Linked DNA regions of Homo sapiens: region 1 is linked to region 2. The links are chromatin loops, found by intact Hi-C in ENCODE. Cell type or tissue: MCF 10A. All regions are shown on one strand. Each heading gives the region's core, and the rest is flanking DNA. Links, peaks and the distances in the headings are about the cores only. Region 1 overlaps LOC105369896 (a long non-coding RNA gene). Region 2 overlaps LOC105369905 (a long non-coding RNA gene).

Region 1 (4,404 bases), core at 127-4,126, 990 kb before region 2:
TCAGATATATTCTAAATGCTTTTTGTGTATCAAATAATTTGATCCTCACGACAACTCCATTAAGTAAATACCCTTATAAGTCCCATATTATAGAAGAGTAAAGAGAAGCACAGAAAAGTTAGGTAACCTGCCCAAGGTAACACAGCTAGCAAAGGGTAATGACAGGTTTTGATCCCACAGTCTGACTTCAGAGTCTGCTGAGTAATACTGTAAAGCAACTGTCAGAACAGTGCGTGTAATATATTGCTAGTGTATGATTAAAAGAATATACATATACATACACACATACATATAAATACATACATATATATACAGTTGATCCTCATTATTCATGGGTTCTTCTACTTGCTAAGATATATTTGTATTAATAACTCCAAAATCAATACTTGCAGAACTTTCTAGGTTAAAGAAGGCAATGCTCTGCCCTCTTATTTCAGCTTCCATACTATAAACAAGTGTCCTTTTCATGGTCTATTTAGTGCCAAATGTTTCTCATTTTTGTGCTTTTTTGCTGGTGATTTTACTGTTTAAAATTTCCCCCAAGCATAGTGTTGAAGTGCTGTCTACTGTTCCTAAGCACAAGAAGACTGTAATGTGCCTTATGGTGAAAATATATGTGATAAACTTTGTTTGGGTATGAGCTATAGTGGCTGTGAGTTTAATGTTAATGAATCATAAATAAGATGCCTTCATACACAAAAACACACAAAACAAAGTTACGTATAGATCAGATGATGACACTGTTGTGACCAAAGGCTTTCAGAAACCTAACTCTGTATTTCCCATAGGAGCAATGGTACAGTAGTGACTAATTCAGTGTTCACAAAGACTATAGAACACACCTACTGAAAACAAACATTTTATATTTTTATATATATATATATATGTATGTATATATTGCCTAGCAAAATCTTACAAAAATGATGAACTATAAACTGTGGGTGTCTTTGAGAGGGAAATTAAGGTACTGGAGTTCAGAAATGGAAGATTTACCTTTCACCTTAAGAAATTTTATCATGTATATTCTTCATGAAAATATTTTTATGTAAACCGTACAGAGAAAGAAAAAGTTTTCCAAACTTCTGCCTAATCCCAACTTCCTGCAAATAGTTTCATAAATAATTTTTAGGCTTTTAAAATACAAATAGAAATATATTATTATATTCTATAGCATCTTTCTTTTTGAAACTTTATATGCTGAACTTCTAAATCAAAACATAAATGACTACCTATTTCTCCCTTTCTATGTCCCACCAAAAAGAAATAAAGCCCCACAGTCTCACACTAAGAAACAGAATCATGGATTTCTTTTTCCAGACTGTCCACCTACGACTGGCATTTCTGCAAGAGTCCTGTAACAACATTTTGAAGATAAAATCATGCCATGACTCTGAAATTGGAAGTACAGAACATATAAGAAAATAAATCAAGAAATGAGGGGAATCTCCCGAAAGGTTTTGCTAATTTTTATATTTTCACTTCTTAGCTCCAACCAGAGAATTTTTATTACAATAGAAGAGAAAATAATTTACTCCAAGTCAGTCACATATTAAGCATTTTCTAGATTTTACTTGGTCTTCATACTACTAAAAGGTGATATAATTATTCCTATTTACTGATAGAGAAAATAGGCTCTGAATGATTAGGCAGCTTTCGCAAATCAAATCATTCATGTCTCTTGAAAGCAAGATAAGGAGCCCTTTCCTATGCTCATCTTCAGGTGAATGTCCATAAATATTTTTGTACCAATTCTAATATTTGACTGTCATATCTGCAGGTTACTGGACCACTTTTTATTGTGATACTTAATTTATACAACATTAAATGGCCTCCAGTGTCCTCAAAGACTGCCTAGCAGATGTAATGTGGATATCCCAGAACACAATAATTAGACTTTTAGAGTCACAAACACACACCGCTCATTATATTAGAAACTGAAACTCTAACCATTTCAGTACTGCTCTTCACGAGGGTTAAGATATTGATTTTGTTGTTTAAAAAAACAAAAACAAAACAAAGCAAAACAAAACAAAAATGACCTCCTTAAGATACTGACACCTAGGTTTAAAGGAAAAAAGTGCTGCAAACTTAGAGCTACTTAAGATAATGGCTTCTAGAACTGAGTTAAGTTGAATACAAATGAAGTCAAGGAACAGTTCTCAGGATCGTGCTGTATTTAAATTAGACCTACTGGCATATTTAATGTTTGAATTGTAATACGCACTGATATCCTCTAGAGGGAGAATGAAACAAGAATAGGCAAATTATTTATTTTAAAAAGTGGGTGAATTTGAATAATCCTGAAAATTGTCCCGTAACAGAAAGAAGTCATTTAACCAAATCTGTCATAAACAAACCACAGACTGGTTAATTTTATTGTGGTATATTTTCTAAGTAGCTGAATTAGCTTCTATAATAAAGACCCTATTTTTAGTTTTCTATTAATTTTGAATTAGAAAAAAAAGCTACATGCACACACCCACAAAATTTCACCCACTTTACTACTTATAAATTGCAAAAACGTCTATATTATAGCGTAGATAATGACCTGCTTAAAACACTTTCTAAAAACTGTGCATTTCATTCTTAGTATTCATAAAATAAACACAATGCCCATCTACCCAAATATAATGTGACACAGCCTAAGAAAAGGAGGCATTCTGCAAAGCAAATTACCAAAGGCTACATAAAATACTTCATAAGGTTAAATATCAGAATAATTATTCCTCTTCCCGTCACAATTTTCTTAGGATGGTCAATGTTCTGCTAAAATCATCCAATCTTTTAACGTTTGGAGACCCAGAGAAAAAGCACCAAAATAAGTGTTTATGTGCATTGTACAAGAACTGAAATCCAGGTAGCTTCACTGTTATTACAGAATCTGAAGAAATAAACATCCCACAGAGATGAGATCACTATCTCCAGAAATAAAGGTTTCCAAAAGAAAAACAATTGTGAAAGGAAATTATCCTCTTTACTAACAATATGGTGATCAGCCATTCCCGCTTTCTCCTGATGATGAGGTGATGTCACCGGTCAGAAGCACTGGCCTATTTTCTGTACTGCCTATGGTGGGTTGGATTGGATGAAAATAAACATCTTACATAACAGGCCGGCTGTGCTCTCTGTCTTTTTTTTTTTTTTTTTCCAAAGAGATTTTCCCAGCATGAATTCAGTGTGTACAATTAACATTGGCCAAATTTCAGCTGAAAAATCTGTTAGGTTTATAAGCAGATTCACAAATACAGCTTATGTATGCTGCCTCCCATTCCTCTACTAGCCTAGCTCCTTTTTACGCACACACACACACACACACACACACACACACACAGGCACACACACAACACCACCACCATCACCACTGACATCACCTCACCCCCACCACCTCCACCCCTCCTGTAATCAAAACAGCTTTCTACCAACAGAAAAGGGACAACAGGCAAGTTAAAATTGAAATTGGTCTTTGAACAGCAGAAACAAAATAGAAGATTGCAGATTAGAGCCATTGTCTTGTCCCAGTAATATAAACCAGACCCCCCTCAGTGCTTATTTTCTCAGAATTGAAGAAGATAAATCAAAGATTATGAGCCTAACCAAAAAGAGGCATCCTTATGCTAGTGGCTTTTACAGTCATAAAAAGAGCAAAGCCAGAAGTGAGTATTTTCAATTGTCATTTGTAATAATTAGTAAAAATACTGCAGTTTTCTGTCATAAATCCTGTTGTACGTGGAGGGATTTATTAATCTTTAAGCTTTGGTATTTATTGTAGACGCTACTTATACAGAGGAAACATAAAACTAAAGGACTCAGCTTGATTTTCCTAATTCCTGAAGGTAGAATAAAATCAGAGATGCCAAAGATCTGAAAGAAACATGTGCTTGAACAGCCTGGATAGAAGCTCATTTAAAATCAGCAATATAATTCACAGTGGGGTTTGGATGGAATACTTTAACTGACCTAGTGGTCTTAGTTTCAGAGAAAATCCGTCATACAGTCTAAACTTAGTAAATATCTGAATATCTATCATATGCCTAACAAATGGCAAATATTGATTAACTTAAATATTATAGAGTTGAACTTAGATGATGAGATAATTCTTTGCATTGTTAAGCAATAAAAAACATTACTAATTTGTAGGCCAAGACAGAAAAATGATTCAGAGTGAATGCAAAGGAGATGATGAATTAAGATGATCTGATCCTTCCTGTCATAAAAAATAATCACCATTTTTCTAACCCAAATAAGAGCCACACTGAAAAGGGCTGAAATGCAGCTCTCTTTTACTTGGTGCATATACTTAATGTCAAGTCAAGAAAGCCAGTCCTGTACCTGTATATGCCTTACTGTGTATCCATTTACAGTTGCTGATCTATGTTTACAGGCTACTCTATCTCTTAGAATGTG
Region 2 (4,404 bases), core at 266-4,265:
CAAATGCCCATCAATGATAGACTGGATAAAGAAAATGTTTCACATATGCACCATGGAATACTATGCAGCCATAAAAAACGATGAGTTCATGTCCTCTACAGGGACATGGATGAAGCTGGAAACCATCATTCTCAGCAAACTAACACGGGAACAGAAAACCAAATACCACATGTTCTCATTCATAAGTGGGAGGTGAACAATGAGAACACATGGACATAGGGTGGGGAACATCACACACCAGAGCCTGTCGGGGGGTGGGGGTCTGGGGGAGGGATAGCATTAGGAGAAATACCTAATGTAGAGGACACGTTGATGGGTGCAGCCAACCGCCATGGCATGTGTATACCTATGTAACAAACCTGCACGTTCTGCCCGTGTATCCTAGAACTTAAAATATTTTTTAAAAAATAGATAATATTGGTTACTATTTTACTGTTAAAGATCAAACCAGGAAGACTAACAGATAATTAGTAGGAATTATGAAAAATAAGTAACAAAACGGGAGGAAAGCAAATTGCTAATTTGAATGATAAAAGAGATTCTGTTCAATTGAAAGCCTTAAGATTTCAGATGGGAAGAGCCCACCAGTGGCTGTAAAATGACTTCTACCACGTGATCACGGCTCAAAGGAAAAAGCAGAAAGGAAAAGCAGATCATATCATCTGCAAAAGAATGAGAATCAAGCTGGCATTAAATTTCACATTAGCAATACTAAATGCTCAGGAAAAAGGAATAATGCCTTTAAAATTCTGAGGAAAACATATTTTTAAACTATATTCTCTATACCTAATTAAATTACTATACAGGTGTGAACATAGATCACATTTGCATGTACTGATTTTCACACATTCAAAGAATCAGAAAAGCTGCATCTCACATACAGTTTCTTAGGAATTGTGTTGAGTGTGTCTTTCAATAAAAGGCTGGAGTTCCACAAATGAGGAAAGCAGCCCAACAAAGAAGAGACAGTTGTATAGGAGGCCTAGACAACAAGTACAGACAAGAGTAACAGGATGAAGCACTCTTCCCTGAAGTAGCTTCAGAAGAAGGAAGTTTCTGGAAAAATTTTAACCAAATCTCTGATGCAATGGACAAAAAAGTTGGGCACGTAATAAAGGCAAATAGTACTTTTAAAAAGCCAGTTAGCAACTTCAGAAAAATTAAAAGCTGTACAAGACAGGAAATATAACAGCACACTTCTTGACACTGTGATAAACAATACTGTTTTGAGTCCCCGTGTAAACACTATTCATTGATTTACAAAGTTACAGACAAAGATGATGGAATTACAATTAGAGAGCAGAAGGCAAATCTTACTAATCTCAACATCATGTAGGAACAGCAAAAACGGAGGGAAGCAAATTGTTAATGTGAATGATAGAGGAGAGTTTGTATAGCTGAAATACAAGATTTCAGATCAGAAGAGCTCGCCAGTGGCTGTAAGAAGACTTCCATCTAGGATCATGACTTCAAGAAAAAAGCAGAAAGGAAAAGCAGGTTATCTGCCAAAGAATGAGGATCAAGCTGGCATTAAATTTCACATCAGCAATACTAGATGCTCAAGAAAAAGGAAGAATGCCTTTTTATTGGGAGATGGAAGTGGAAGAAAAGGACTGAAAAGATGAGGACTCACAATAAATTGCTTACTGTTAAAGGAACAAATGTTTTCCTTACATAACCAATAAAGGTCTAAAATAGAAATATGACTAACGGGAGATATTGAGTGACTTAAGTTACATTCTCATCTGTCAGTGTAGGAAAACAAATATCATATATAAAACTAATAACTCAAGAGTTATCAATGTAAGCATATTATTCAGAGATAGAGAGGTTACTAACCAAAAAATGCTATAAAAATTAAAAGTTACATGTGTGGAGAGACATTGAGGATAAGAGGAGTGGGACAGGAATGATTACTCTTCAGCTGGAGTGCTTTTGTCTTTTGTTATTGTTGTTATATGGAATTTTCTCTTTTTGATAAAATTTTTAAATGGTTAATATAAAAACTCAAGTATACAAATGTTACTAAGACATGTGCAATCCACTATTAGACACAGTTGATCAAATTTATGTAAAACTTAAGCGACAAAGTATTCTTCTACAATATATTTAATGCTGAACATGATTTCAGGACAGGGAGATGCTCACTTTATTTTGATAAACAGCCATTAATTCTCTAATGTTCAAACCCAACAAGATGTAGAGTGTTCTCCAGTATCGCCTTCCATTTGGAGACATCTGTGCTCATTGATCTACAAAGGGCAGGGAATGCCTGATTATTTTATTATGTCATTTGCTACTACAGGAATTATTCATGATCATTTACCAGCAAGCTGAGAACACGTGGGGCTGATATCTTGATTCAGAACACCAAGCCTAAAAGGGATACAAGTACTTAGTAAATTTAGAAGCCGATTCCACTCTACCACCAGCACCCCCTTCATCTTACCTTTAAACACATGCATTTATCACCATCTACCTTTAAACACATGCATTTATCACCAGAAACTGTATGTGCATTTTGCAAAGAATGTCCTTTTGTGCAGCAGAGAACAAAGGGATTTTTCTGCAAAACGATACTGAAACCTGATCACTGATGCATACTCTCTTGCCAGCATCTTGCCTATTGAATATCATCCCAGCCTATTATTCCCATATTGTTCTCTTTGGAAAACAAAAAGATGAGGAGTCCATTTAAAGTGCTCAAACAGCACCCTCTGCTGGTTGAGTTTAAGCTGAAGATTTGATGTGTAGCAGGGCTTAGTGACACATGGCAGAAAGAAGAAAAGAAAGCAAGGGAAAAACTGTAGACCAGGATGCATAAGGCAAACATAAATAGAACTCCATCAGTAATTTTGGTTACATATAAGGAAACGGATATTTTAGGCATCATAGCACATATATAGTGCAAAGACACTGTATTAATTCCTAATAGAATACTCCGTTCTTACAAAAAGAATATATTGAGCGACTTTGCATATTACCTTCAAGTTCTTTACTTTACAAAATAATTCACAAATTCCCCCAGTGAGTTCCTCTAGTGCTCTGAATATGTGGCATGACTTACACTCTATCTTTGGGTAACATATTAACTGTGCAAAACTAACTGCAAACTGTTTCTTAGGTCACAGACCAGGGCTCTTCATGATACCAGAGATACCTGCACTTACGTGACGTGTTTTTAAGTGTTTAGGAAACATTCAAAATTAATTTTTAATGTCTTGCTAATATGTAAGAAACAAGGGTTTGGAGATGGCAAGATTAATTTCTCCAACAAAGAAAAAAATGAGTAGCATATGTTCTCCAGGGCAGGGGATCTGGAGATCTGTTTTGCTTAATATAGTATAAATTCTTAATATATTGAGTAGCAATTAAAAACAAGTGCAGTCTTACATTTTAGAAGAGTGGAGCTAGGATTTTTTTATATCTTTGACTAAAAATCAATTAGATATTCAGCTCTCCCTGCTTGCCCAGGGAGTGGAGTTCACTTCCCATTCTCACTAAGCGTTGGTAGCAGAGAAAACAGTCAACAGATTTTAGACAGTTACATAGTGAGACACCCTACGGGCCTTTATTCTGTTTCCTCCAAAGTAAGAGCAGGGGAAATTTAAATGTCCACAGTCACCAAGCCATAAAGTACATGAACGGCACACACTGAGTTTGAGGAAAAGCACGTGATCCTCTTGGTCTATCTTTAATTTTTGGTGGAGACAACAATATCAAGAAACAATTATCCACTATAAGAAAAGCAACAGTGCAAATATGATGATAAACGATAACTGAAGCCTTGCTTTGATGTTAGGGAGAAAATTAGGAGTAGGAAGACTGATGAAATGGAGAGTGTGTGCCTCACTTAAACTGGCCAGATACCGCCAGATGCGGTAGCTCATGTCTGTAATCCCAGCAATTTGGGAGGCTGAGGTGGGCGGATCACTTGAGGTCAGGAGATCAAGACTATCTTGGCTAACACGGTGAAACCTCATCTCTACTAAAAATACAAAAAATTAGCTGGGCGTGGTGGCATATGCCTGTAGTCTCAGCTACTCAAGAGGCTGAGGCAGGAGAATCGCTTGAACCCGAGAGGCAGAGGTTGCAGTGAGCCGAGATCACGCCACTGTACTCCAGCCTGGCAACAGAGTGAGACTCCGTCGCAAAACCAAAACAAACAACCAAAAAAACTGGCCAGATACTTAGCACTTGTCATTGCAGCCATGAAGCCCACAGGGACCAGGGTTGCCACATCATTTGATGATTCAAGAGGAGCTTGAAATCAGAATATTTACTCTTTGGGGCTCAAATCTTCACAAAAGAGTCTGTGAGCCAAAACAGAAAAATATTTACAAACTAAATTTATCCCATGGGCCAGCAGTGTCCAACTACCACAGACTCAAAGTTCTTTCCTTC

The links. Hi-C counts contacts between places; a loop is a spot of excess contacts. Peaks named below come from ENCODE experiments on the same cell type or tissue, not always from the same donor. Only the 100,000 strongest peaks of a DNase experiment are listed, where the experiment ranks them.
Region 1: a loop joins it to region 2, with 11 times the contacts of the local background. A loop is called at or near these places in 51 of 110 quality-filtered maps.

Annotation. Positions count from the first base shown.
Region 1 is chr12:91,575,860-91,580,263 of GRCh38, forward strand. All of the region lies in intron 1 of LOC105369896 (a long non-coding RNA gene), which reads right to left. Among named protein-coding and RNA genes, the nearest start is that of LINC02823, 250 kb to the left of the region's middle. In MCF 10A, for the core only: a CTCF peak has its summit at 2,231; no DNase peak of the experiment used is centred there.
Region 2 is chr12:92,567,834-92,572,237 of GRCh38, forward strand. All of the region lies in intron 1 of LOC105369905 (a long non-coding RNA gene), which reads left to right. Among named protein-coding and RNA genes, the nearest start is that of LINC02397, 100 kb to the left of the region's middle. RefSeq lists an enhancer at 2,689-2,818. In MCF 10A, for the core only: a CTCF peak has its summit at 2,716 (motif pointing left); a DNase peak (open chromatin) is centred at 2,718.